Linked DNA regions of Homo sapiens: region 1 is linked to region 2. Evidence: chromatin loops called from intact Hi-C (ENCODE). Cell type or tissue: gastrocnemius medialis. All regions are shown on one strand.

What was found. A loop is a pair of places that touch in the nucleus more often than their neighbours do. Peaks named below come from ENCODE experiments on the same cell type or tissue, not always from the same donor. Only the 100,000 strongest peaks of a DNase experiment are listed, where the experiment ranks them.
Region 1: it touches region 2 in a loop (3-fold over the local background); 5 of 110 quality-filtered maps call a loop at or near these places.

The regions. Positions count from the first base shown.
Region 1 is chr1:84,160,346-84,165,345 of GRCh38, reverse strand. The region is part of intron 1 of PRKACB (protein kinase cAMP-activated catalytic subunit beta); the gene reads right to left. Among named protein-coding and RNA genes, the nearest start is that of PRKACB, 19 kb to the right of the region's middle. In gastrocnemius medialis, no CTCF peak of the experiment used is centred here; no DNase peak of the experiment used is centred here.
Region 2 is chr1:84,431,000-84,435,999 of GRCh38, reverse strand. No RefSeq gene overlaps it. Among named protein-coding and RNA genes, the nearest start is that of DNASE2B, 35 kb to the right of the region's middle. In gastrocnemius medialis, a CTCF peak has its summit at 2,008 (motif pointing right); DNase peaks (open chromatin) are centred at 2,030 and 2,559; H3K4me3 peaks cover 609 bases; H3K27ac peaks cover 320 bases.

The sequences.
Region 1 (5,000 bases), 270 kb after region 2:
ATCAGATACTAAAAGAAAATCCTCTCTTATGGTTAGTCTACTTACTAATTTATAACACAATTAATAACAGTGCCCAACAAATACAATAAATCGAACCATAAAGAAAATTAGAAACTGATTATTGGTATTGATTATTAATAGTGCCATTAATTGTTTACAGTTCTTACTGGTTTTTGAAGGCAATTTACTATAATGCCTAAGTACAAAAGCGTCACCACAAAATATAATTCACAGTAGCTGTGGCTTTATAACTGTCCCTTTAAAAATATTTTTTCCTCTTATAAATATATTTTTTAAATAAACAGCTGCAGAGTCTCAGAGAGCATACTTACCACTCATGATGAAAACCAACCTTTCCAAAACATATTGCTCAAAATAACAATCCAACAGCAAAGGGAGTTATGCTAATCTCTAGAGGGAGAAGAACCGATGGTGTAAACACACACACTGGAGCATGCAGCACACAGAAAACGAAAAGAGCTTTCTTTTGTTTTAAAAAGAGAAGCCCCTAGAAGCAAAGCATAACTGCCTAGCATGAGATATCACTAGTAAACATCAGATTAATGCCAAAGATGTCTATAACTAGACTGAATTTCTTTCAAGCTAGTTATCCCAGCCTCCTTCATATACCACTAGAACAACTCAAAATGGCAGGGAGAAAATGTTCGAACCAGGATGTATAAGATGTTCTCAATTATATCAGCATGAGTTGTTACCACGGCAACATTAGACCAGAATTATCGGTTCACTTGTATCCAAGGCGTAGCTTTTCTAAAGCTTTAATCCACCAGACAAATAAAATACCTTTTTATTTTAGAGCCACATGATTATAAATTACCAGATTTCTTAAATTTAAGCACTAATCTACGCTTTTTACATCTTTCAAAGATATGAAAAAATTGCTGTTTTCTTCAAATACTCACACAATCCCATGTTGAACCTGGCAAGGAGCAAACAGCAGAATGATTGCACCTAAACGTCTTTCAATTACACCAGCTCTTACTGCTAGCTGTGGACCTCACTGATATTAAAATGCTGTGTGCTGTTGCTAGTGACTATTGGCGATGAATCTTATTGCCGAGATCGCTGATAGCTTTCATTTTTCATGAGCCAGAAAGCTATACTGCAGCACAAATGTTAACCATTTAAACATTCTGTGTTATGGAAGAGAATAATATTATATACATATATGTATATCTGCATTTTTAAAGGAGAATCATAGAATAACTTATTTGTAAACTTCCATTAAATTCAGCATTACAAACAGTGTCAGATGCCATCCATGTGGTATTCAAAAGAAAATAATACACAAAAAAGTTACTGGCAATTATTGCAGAAATGTAAAATTCCTCACATGAAACAGGACTAAGATGACAGATTGTATAGCAAGGTGGGCTGACTGGGTAGCATGGTGAACAGATTGTTTTGATTACCAGAGATCCAAAATTTGTACCAAAATGGTACAAAGAATCTATAGAATGGTTCCTTGTTAAGTAGAACTTCAGCACGTGAACTTGCCATTTTAACAGTTGCCATGTGAGGCAGGACTTTTGGTGATGTGGAAGTAAGTCAGGAAATCTTCCTAAGAAACAACTATGAAGCTGAACAGAATTATCAAAAACAATGATTTCATGGCTCTGGAAATCGAGCAGTCATAAACAACAAATTAAGAAACATTTATTTGTGACGAACCACTGAACTCTGCCTAAAAACAGTGGGAGTCAGAGATGTTCTTGCCTGGGGCTGCTCCCACTCCTTTATAGCTCAGTCAGGAGAGTACTTCTACCAGGGTAGGGCTGGTCATGAAAACTAGCAGCTTCACTTCTGGAAGGGGCTGACATGAGAGGGGGCTGATTTGATTTGAAGTGGAGGCCAAAAAACTCATTAGTGATATTGTCAACGAAAAAAGCAAGCTGAAAGAAATTAACAGTCTAAGGCTATGGCCTTGGTAGGGCTAAGCAACACATTGGTGGTATAGCAAGAAACATAGCATGGGGTAAATGAAGATGAGACAGACAGAGGCTACGTAAGTTCACCAGGCCACCCAGTCTGCCCACCTTGCTATGCAATCTGACTAGGAGGTAATGACAAGCACAAAGGACACGAAAGAGGGCCCAGTGGAAAGTTAAAGCTGGTACAGACTTCCGAACTGCCTAAATACTGCATGTGCTCCTCAATTTGCACACAGTTCCATCAGCACTGGCTGGTCCCAGTGTTTGAGTACAACCTCTGATCAATCATTAAATAACAATTAAGCTACAGAGACACAGGGCAATCCCTAGGAAACCAGGTTAAAAAATAAAAATTAGAATAAGAAGAAAAAACTAAGCAGAGAAATCAGTAGTCACATATCATGAGGGATACAGATTCCATAGATTAAGACAAAGGAAGTTTTTAATAAAAAAATAAACAAAACCAACCCTCAGGGAAAAAATAATCAAAACCCAGAGCTACTACCACATGTTATTTTAAAAAACACATTTTTGACAAAAACTTGTGTGATCCACAATGAGGAAAAAAAGCAGTCAATAAAAAATGTCCCTGAATGGGCCCAGGTGTAGAATTTAGCAGACAAAGGCTTTAAAGACTTTAAAATAGCTATTATACATATATGAAAATAATTAAAAGAAAATTGTGTTAAATACCTAAAGGAAAACACGACAGTAATGAACAACATATAGAAACTTTCAATATAGAAAGAAAAACTATTTAAAAATAAAAAGTGCAGATTTGAAAAGTATAATAACCAAAATTTTAAAACTCAGTATAGTAAGCCCAACAGCAGATTTAAAAGAGCAAAAGATCAAATCAGTGAACTGGAAGATAGATCAATGGAAATCATCCAGTCGGAAGAACACAGAAAAAGACAGGAGAAAAGTGGACAGAGCCTGAGAAACTTATGGGATATCAAGGGAACCAACATATATCTCATGGGAATTAGAAAAAAAGGAGAGAGACAAAGGGTGATGAAAAAACATTTGAAGGAATAATGGCTGAAAATGTCCCAATTTGATGGAAAACAGTAACCTATGGATCCAAGAAGCTCAGCCAATGCCAACTAGAATAAAACCCAAAAGATCCACACTGAGACATATCATAGTCAAATTGTTGAAAGGTAAGGAGAAAAGTCATGAAAGCAGCAAGAGAAAAATGATGAATCACGTCCAGGGGAAAAATATGATTAATGACTTCTCATTAGAAATAAGTAGGGCCAGAAGGCAGAGAAATGAAGTGCTAAAAGAAACAAGAAAGCAAACCCATCCACCAACATTTCTCTATCCAGGAAAATTATCCTCCAAAAATAAAGGTGAAATGAAAGATTCCCAGAGAAACAACGGAGGATATTTGTTGTAAGCAGAAATACCTAAGTCCTTAAAGCTGAGAGGAAATAATACTAGACAACAGCTCAAATTGACAGAAAGAAATGAAGAGCACTAAAAATGGTAAATATATAAATAAAAGGCTATATAAATACACATTTTTTCTGTTCTCTCTTAATTTCTTTAAGAGACTTAAAGTTGTATGAGGCAATAATTACAACATTATGTTGCTGGGTTTATAAAATATATAAATATATGTGAAAAAACACAAATTTGGAAAAGAAATGAAGCTATATTGGATCAAAGCAGTTCTATTCCACTAGAATTAAGTCAGTACTATCCTGAAGTAAACTATGATAAGATAAATTATAATCTTGTGTATTATAATCTCTAAAGAAATATTAAGAAAATGCCTTTTAAATTTTATTTTTAAAAATCAAAACCAAATAATTAAAACATACGTAATAGAAAAGAAGGTGGTAGAAAGGGAAAAGAGGAACAACAAAAACTATGAGACAGAAAACAGTAAAATGGAAGCTACAAATCCAACCATATCAATAGTGACATTAACTATGAATGGAAGAAACACAAATCAAAAGGCAGAAATTATCAGATTGGATAAAAATCAAGATCAAACTATATAACATCTATAAGAGACACATTTTAGATTCATAGATATAAATAGGCTAAAGTAAAAACAGGAAAACAAGATTCATCATGCAAACAGTAACCATAAGACAGCTGGAATGCCTATATCAATATTAGACAAAATAGACTTTAAGTCTAGAAAAATTATGAGACAAAAGGGACATTCATAATTATAAAAGGCCAATACATCTGAAAAATGTGACAATTAGAAATGCATATGCATTGAACAGAAGAGCCCCCACAGTACTAAAATAAAAACGGACAGAATTGAAAGGAGAAAAATATTTAATACTAATAGTTGGAAATTTCCATACTTCTCTCTCAATAATTGATGGAAAAACTAGACAGGAAATTGGAAAAGAGACAAACAACTTAAATAACACCATCAAAAAAATCTTGACATTTATAAAATACAGAATTTAACATCAGCAGAATACACATTCTTATCAAGCACACATGGATATTCTACATATTAAGCAAATGCTAGAAAATATAATGTCTCAATTAATTTGAAGGGTTTGCCAAAGCTTTCAAAATATATTCTATAATCACAGCAGAATTAAGTTATAAATAAAAACAGAAAGAAATTTTAGAAATCTCTAAATATTTAGATATTAAATCACAAACAAATTCCAAGGGAAATTAGAAAATATTTTGAGGTAAATGAAAATAAACTACAGCATATCTACATTTATTGGAGGTAGATAAAGCAGGTTTAGAAAAAAAATTCATAGCTTTAACCATTTAGAGTAAAATAGAAAAGTTCCAAATCAGTAACTTAAGCTTTGTATATATTATTATATATTATAGTATTATATTATATATAATATATTCAGTAAAATATATAGAAAAGCAGTAGAGAAAAATGAATTAAACCAAAAGTCTTATGATAAAACTTTCACTAGACTGACCAAATATCAAAACAAAATGAACAAAAAGAAAACAGAAGATATTAATTACAGAAATCAGTAATGAAACTATGATATCACCACTGATGCTAGATAAATTAAAAGGATTATAAAGGAATACTAT
Region 2 (5,000 bases):
GTATGCCACAGCCAAACATTCACTGCTGCCATCTCACCAGGATACTGCTCTTTTGTCTGCTCCATTGGCCATGGCAATCTATAACTCTGAATCTACCCAATTACTAGTTTTTTTTTTCTCTCACCTTTGGTTTACCTGTTGCTGCTGGAGAAAAGTGCTCAACCACACCAATGTTCATCTCTTTTAGTTTTATATTTCTTGTTTTACTGTTCCCTTTATACTGCCTCGAGAAGCTTTTACACATTTTTAGTTGGTTTGATCTTCCTTTCCTTCAATAACAACTGCTGTAGCATGCAATCTTTGTCTCTCTTTGCCCTCATCTCCATGCTATCTTCCTAAAATCATCCTCCACCATTCAAAAGTCACGTGTACCTCCTTTCCTACTTCCTAGTTGTCCAAGAAGAAAATGTATTCTTACTCTTTTCCAAACTCAATTAGTGCTCTTGTTCCTTTCCTCCCTCCCAGCTTCTCTTGAATCTGGTAGAACCAATAATTTCTTCTCTTGTTTGTCTCTCCCTCTTCATTGGCTCTTCCTCATTAACCTTCAAACATGTTCAAGTCAGTCAGTCTCTCATCGGGGTGCTACCTTGCTTCTCTTGATTATTGCCAAATGTCTTCATTGTGTCGTTTGTCCTCATTACTTTCACTTTCTCATTTATCATTTAAAGAGCCACTAAAATTGGGCTTTCACCCAATTTTCACACTACCATACTGAAACTCTCTTGGGGTGACCAGGGTCCTCTTAACAAAGCCAGTGGTTTCTTGAAGTTCTCATCCTTCTTGGCATGTCTTTGGTTTTTAACACTGTTGACTTCTTTCTTGAAATTTTCTTCTCCTTTGACTTCAATCCAATAATAATTTCTCTTAGTTTTTCTCCAAAATCTCTAAGCTTTCTGTTTCACTTTTCCATTAATGGTTCCTCTTCTGCCTATTCTTCAAGTGCTGGTGATGTTCCCCAAGTTTCTATGCTCAATCGTCTTTTCATTTTCTACATTCTTTCTTAGGATGATCTCATGCATACTCATGATTTCAACTGTAACATATAGGTTGATGACTTAAAAATTGGTAACTCCATGCCCCAGTCTTTCTCCTGAACTCTACTCCCTCTGCTAATAGCTAACTGGATAAATTGCAGGCACCTCACATTCGGTGGGGCTCACCTGCCCCACCACAAGCTGACCAGGCCACTCCTACCACTTCTCAGCTTTAATGTTAGATGCATTCAATAAAACCTGAGGTGCAAGACACTTAAGACCTCTGTGGAATTCTCTCTCTTTCTCCTTTTCCTTCATTACAAGTAACTAGTGCTTAGTAAAAGTCACTAGTTAATATTATAAGCAATTTCCTGTCCTGGGCCTTTACAAAAATTCAGTGGCATCCCAAAATAATTAGTAAGGTGAGAAGGATCTGAGTCACCAGGCCCACCCTGAGTTAGAAAAAACAGGCTGGGCGCGGTGGCTCATGCCTGTAATCTCAGCACTTTGGGAGGCTAAGGTGGGTGGATGACTTGAGGTGAGGAGTTCAAGACAAGCCTGGCCAACGTGGTGAAACCCTGCCTCTACTAAAAATACAAAAATTAGCTGGGCCTGGTGGTGCACACCTGTAGTTCCAGCTACTTGGGAGGCTGAGGCAGGAGAATTGCTTGAACCCGGGAGACTGAGGTTGCAGTAAGCCGAGATCATGCTACCATGCTACTGTACTCCAGCCTGGGCGACAGAGCAAGACTCTTAAAAAAAAAAAAAAAAAAGAGCAGGAGAGAGAGAAGAAACAAAGACAACCTCAAGCAGTGGCACATGGTCAGAATTTGCTTTTTGTCTCATATGTAGCAGGAAAGAACATTTCAGGCATCATTTCAGTAAGTTTCTGATATTCTTGCAATGCAATACAGTTTTGCAGGTAAAGCCCAAAGTTATTTGCTAAAGATGTCTAATTGCCCTTTTCATTTTGTTTTAAACTGAAAAAAAGCAAAACAAAGCAAAACAAGAAAACAATATCCTGGACTTCTTGGTCAGCAGGGGGAGCACTATCACTTTGCTCCGGGAAGATTTTCACCAAGGCAACAACTGTCTTTTAATATAGACCACATCCTAGCAACGAGGAGGAAAAAAATAATGACACGATCGATACATTTGCTCCCTGGTGGTTGCAATTTTTAAACACAGCTTTTTTTTTTTAGCCTTTGTATTTGAAAAATGTTTGCTTAGGAAGGGGTCATCAGCTATCTTTTTTTTTTTTTTTCTGTCCTGCCTTTTAGTCACTTTCTAATTTGAGAGAAAGGTATTTAATTCAGAAGACAGGGTTTTAAATGTGTCGTGGAGGCTGGTGTTACAGCACCTGGTTAGTATATGGGCTATGTCTGTGTGACACAGAAATAAAGACACTGATTTGCTCATTTTATTTAAACTAGTCAATACAGTGAGAGAAATCAGTCAAACTGGATTTCTGTCTAAAGTGACCTTTTGTTTGAGTGAATTGATTCAAGGAAATTGAAATGGGGACATGGTGTCCTTCTCAGACTCAGCTGGAGCAAAGCCTATCAAGCGAGGGTGGCAGCATCGTCAACAGGGAGCATCGGGCAACCGGGCTCTCATCTGGCTTCTGCTCTGTGATCTCGGACAGAACGTTTAACTTAACTCTTTGTACCATGATTTCTTCTCTTATAAACATCTCACACTTTTATGATGAGGAAATTATAAAATGGATTTGGAAGCATCTTGAAATATCAAGAAATGTCTATATAATAATTTACACAAAAGACCTAGCTTAGCTCATATACATTCAGACATATATAAGCTATAGAGGCATATATAGTACATATATACCCTATGTGTACATATGTATATATGTGTGTATGTAGCTAAATCCACATATTTATATATATGTAAGATATATATACACACATATATAAGAGATATTATAATTATACACATAAAGGAGGTGTTTAGGTGAAGACAATTCTTTCTGAAAGTATGACAGTTTATAGTAATTTCCCCACTTACAGAATAATAATAGCTTACAGGCAGAAATAATAAAGAATCCAGGACTCTTTTGATAATCTTTTATTTCCTAAAATTCTTATTTGGTGAAGAGAAGTTTATATCACTTATTTTCCATGAACATTTTAAAAAGAAGGAATTCTAATCTGTAGATGCTGCTTTAACTAAAGCTATCCTTATCTAATAATATACCTGATTAAATACTCTGCCAGAGTATTTTTCTTTCATCTCCTTTGTACCCTGAATGGAAGCATTGCATCAAAATATTTCTACAAGCATTTTAAGAGAAATAGATGAATAAGGGGAAATCTAGTTGGCACCAAAGAAACATGCATTTTATTCACTCAGGATCTAAAATGGCTGACTCGTTCTTTTTAAGTAAATCTTTCTCTTTTTCCAAATGACAACAAATAATTTAACATGTGACATTAGGCCTTTTTTTTAAGTAATGAATTTTTAATAAACAAATGGAATGGCTTTCATTTTTAATAATATATTATTCCATTATAAAGTGCAATTTGATCTATTTGATCTGTGGCTAGTTAACTCAGAGGTTAAGAGTGAGGTGCTAATGAATTCCAAGTAATAAGTTTAATTCCTGTGAGGTTCAGGGTTACTCGATACTATGGCTACAGACATATCCCTAATCCTAAATAATCATCCATCTTAAAAATTATTATTGCTATCCAAATCTGAGACCACGCAATGTAATGTCAGGTAAATAAGGCAAAACTATTTCTACCGTTAAGAGGCAACCAAGTCCATCTGCCCACTTGTAAGTGTTTTCAGTATCATCTTGGGATAGCTCCTTCATAATTATATTTTATATTTTTGGAGTACTTAGGAAAGGTATAAGTTGGGGAATTCCAGGTATTTTAATTAAATCCTACAGGACAACTGTGGTATCATACCTGACAAAAAGCTGAAGTACAGTGAAAAATATCTAGACTGGGAACTAGACATACTGTGTTTGAATCCCAGCTCTTCCATTAATCAGCTTTGAGCACTTAGACAAGTCATTTAACCTTTCCCAGCCTTGATTTCCTCGTGAAAATGAAGACAGAAATACCTATCTTCCAGCTTACTGTAGGGTTTAAATGAATTAATATATGTAAATATATGTAAATGAGTTTTTATATATACTTAGCATGGTGCTTGGCACATAATAAGTACTTAGTAAATAGTAGCTATCTCTAGCCTTCTGATCATTATCGGAACTCCTACATAAGAGGTATTGTAAGAATTAAATGAATATTGAATATGGACCACATTTTTTTTCTTTTTGTTTTTTGAGGTGAGTCTCCCTCTCAACCAGGCTGGAGTGCAGTGGCTCGATCTCAGCTCACTGCAACCTCTGCCGCCTGGGTTCAAGCGATTCTTCTGCCTCAGCCTCCTGAGTAGCTGAAATTACAGGCATGCACCACCACGCCTGCCTCATTTTTTTGTATTTTTAGTAGAGACAGGGTTTCACCATGCTGGCCAGGCCAACTCCTGACCTCAAGTGATCCACCTACCTTGGCCTCCCAAAGTGCTGGGATTACAGGTGTGAGCCACCATGCCCGGCCCACATTCTTTCTTGAACTGAAGGTATTTTGTTTATCGGTGAGCATTAAATTCATAGTAAAATATTACTATCTCACTGGGGGCAATTATCTCTTTATTCATTAATTAAAAACTCGCATGACAAGTTATTGTGTATTATGCACAAAATATTGAGATAGGAATAACAAGGGATTTTTTTTTTAAAGTGTGAGTATGAGACTTTCACTTCTGGGTAAAATGTAGAAGTCCATGGAAGGCCAACACTCTCAGTGCAACAACTTGGGGTAACCTGGATAAATGTAGTCCCAGCTACTCGGGAGGCTGAGGCAGGAGAATGGCGTGAACCCGGGAGGCGGAGCTTGCAGTGAGCCGAGATAGTGCCACTGCACTCCAGCCTGGGCGACAGAGTGAGACTCAGTCTCAAAAAAAAAAAAAATTATGTTTTAAAGGCATCAAGTTTCT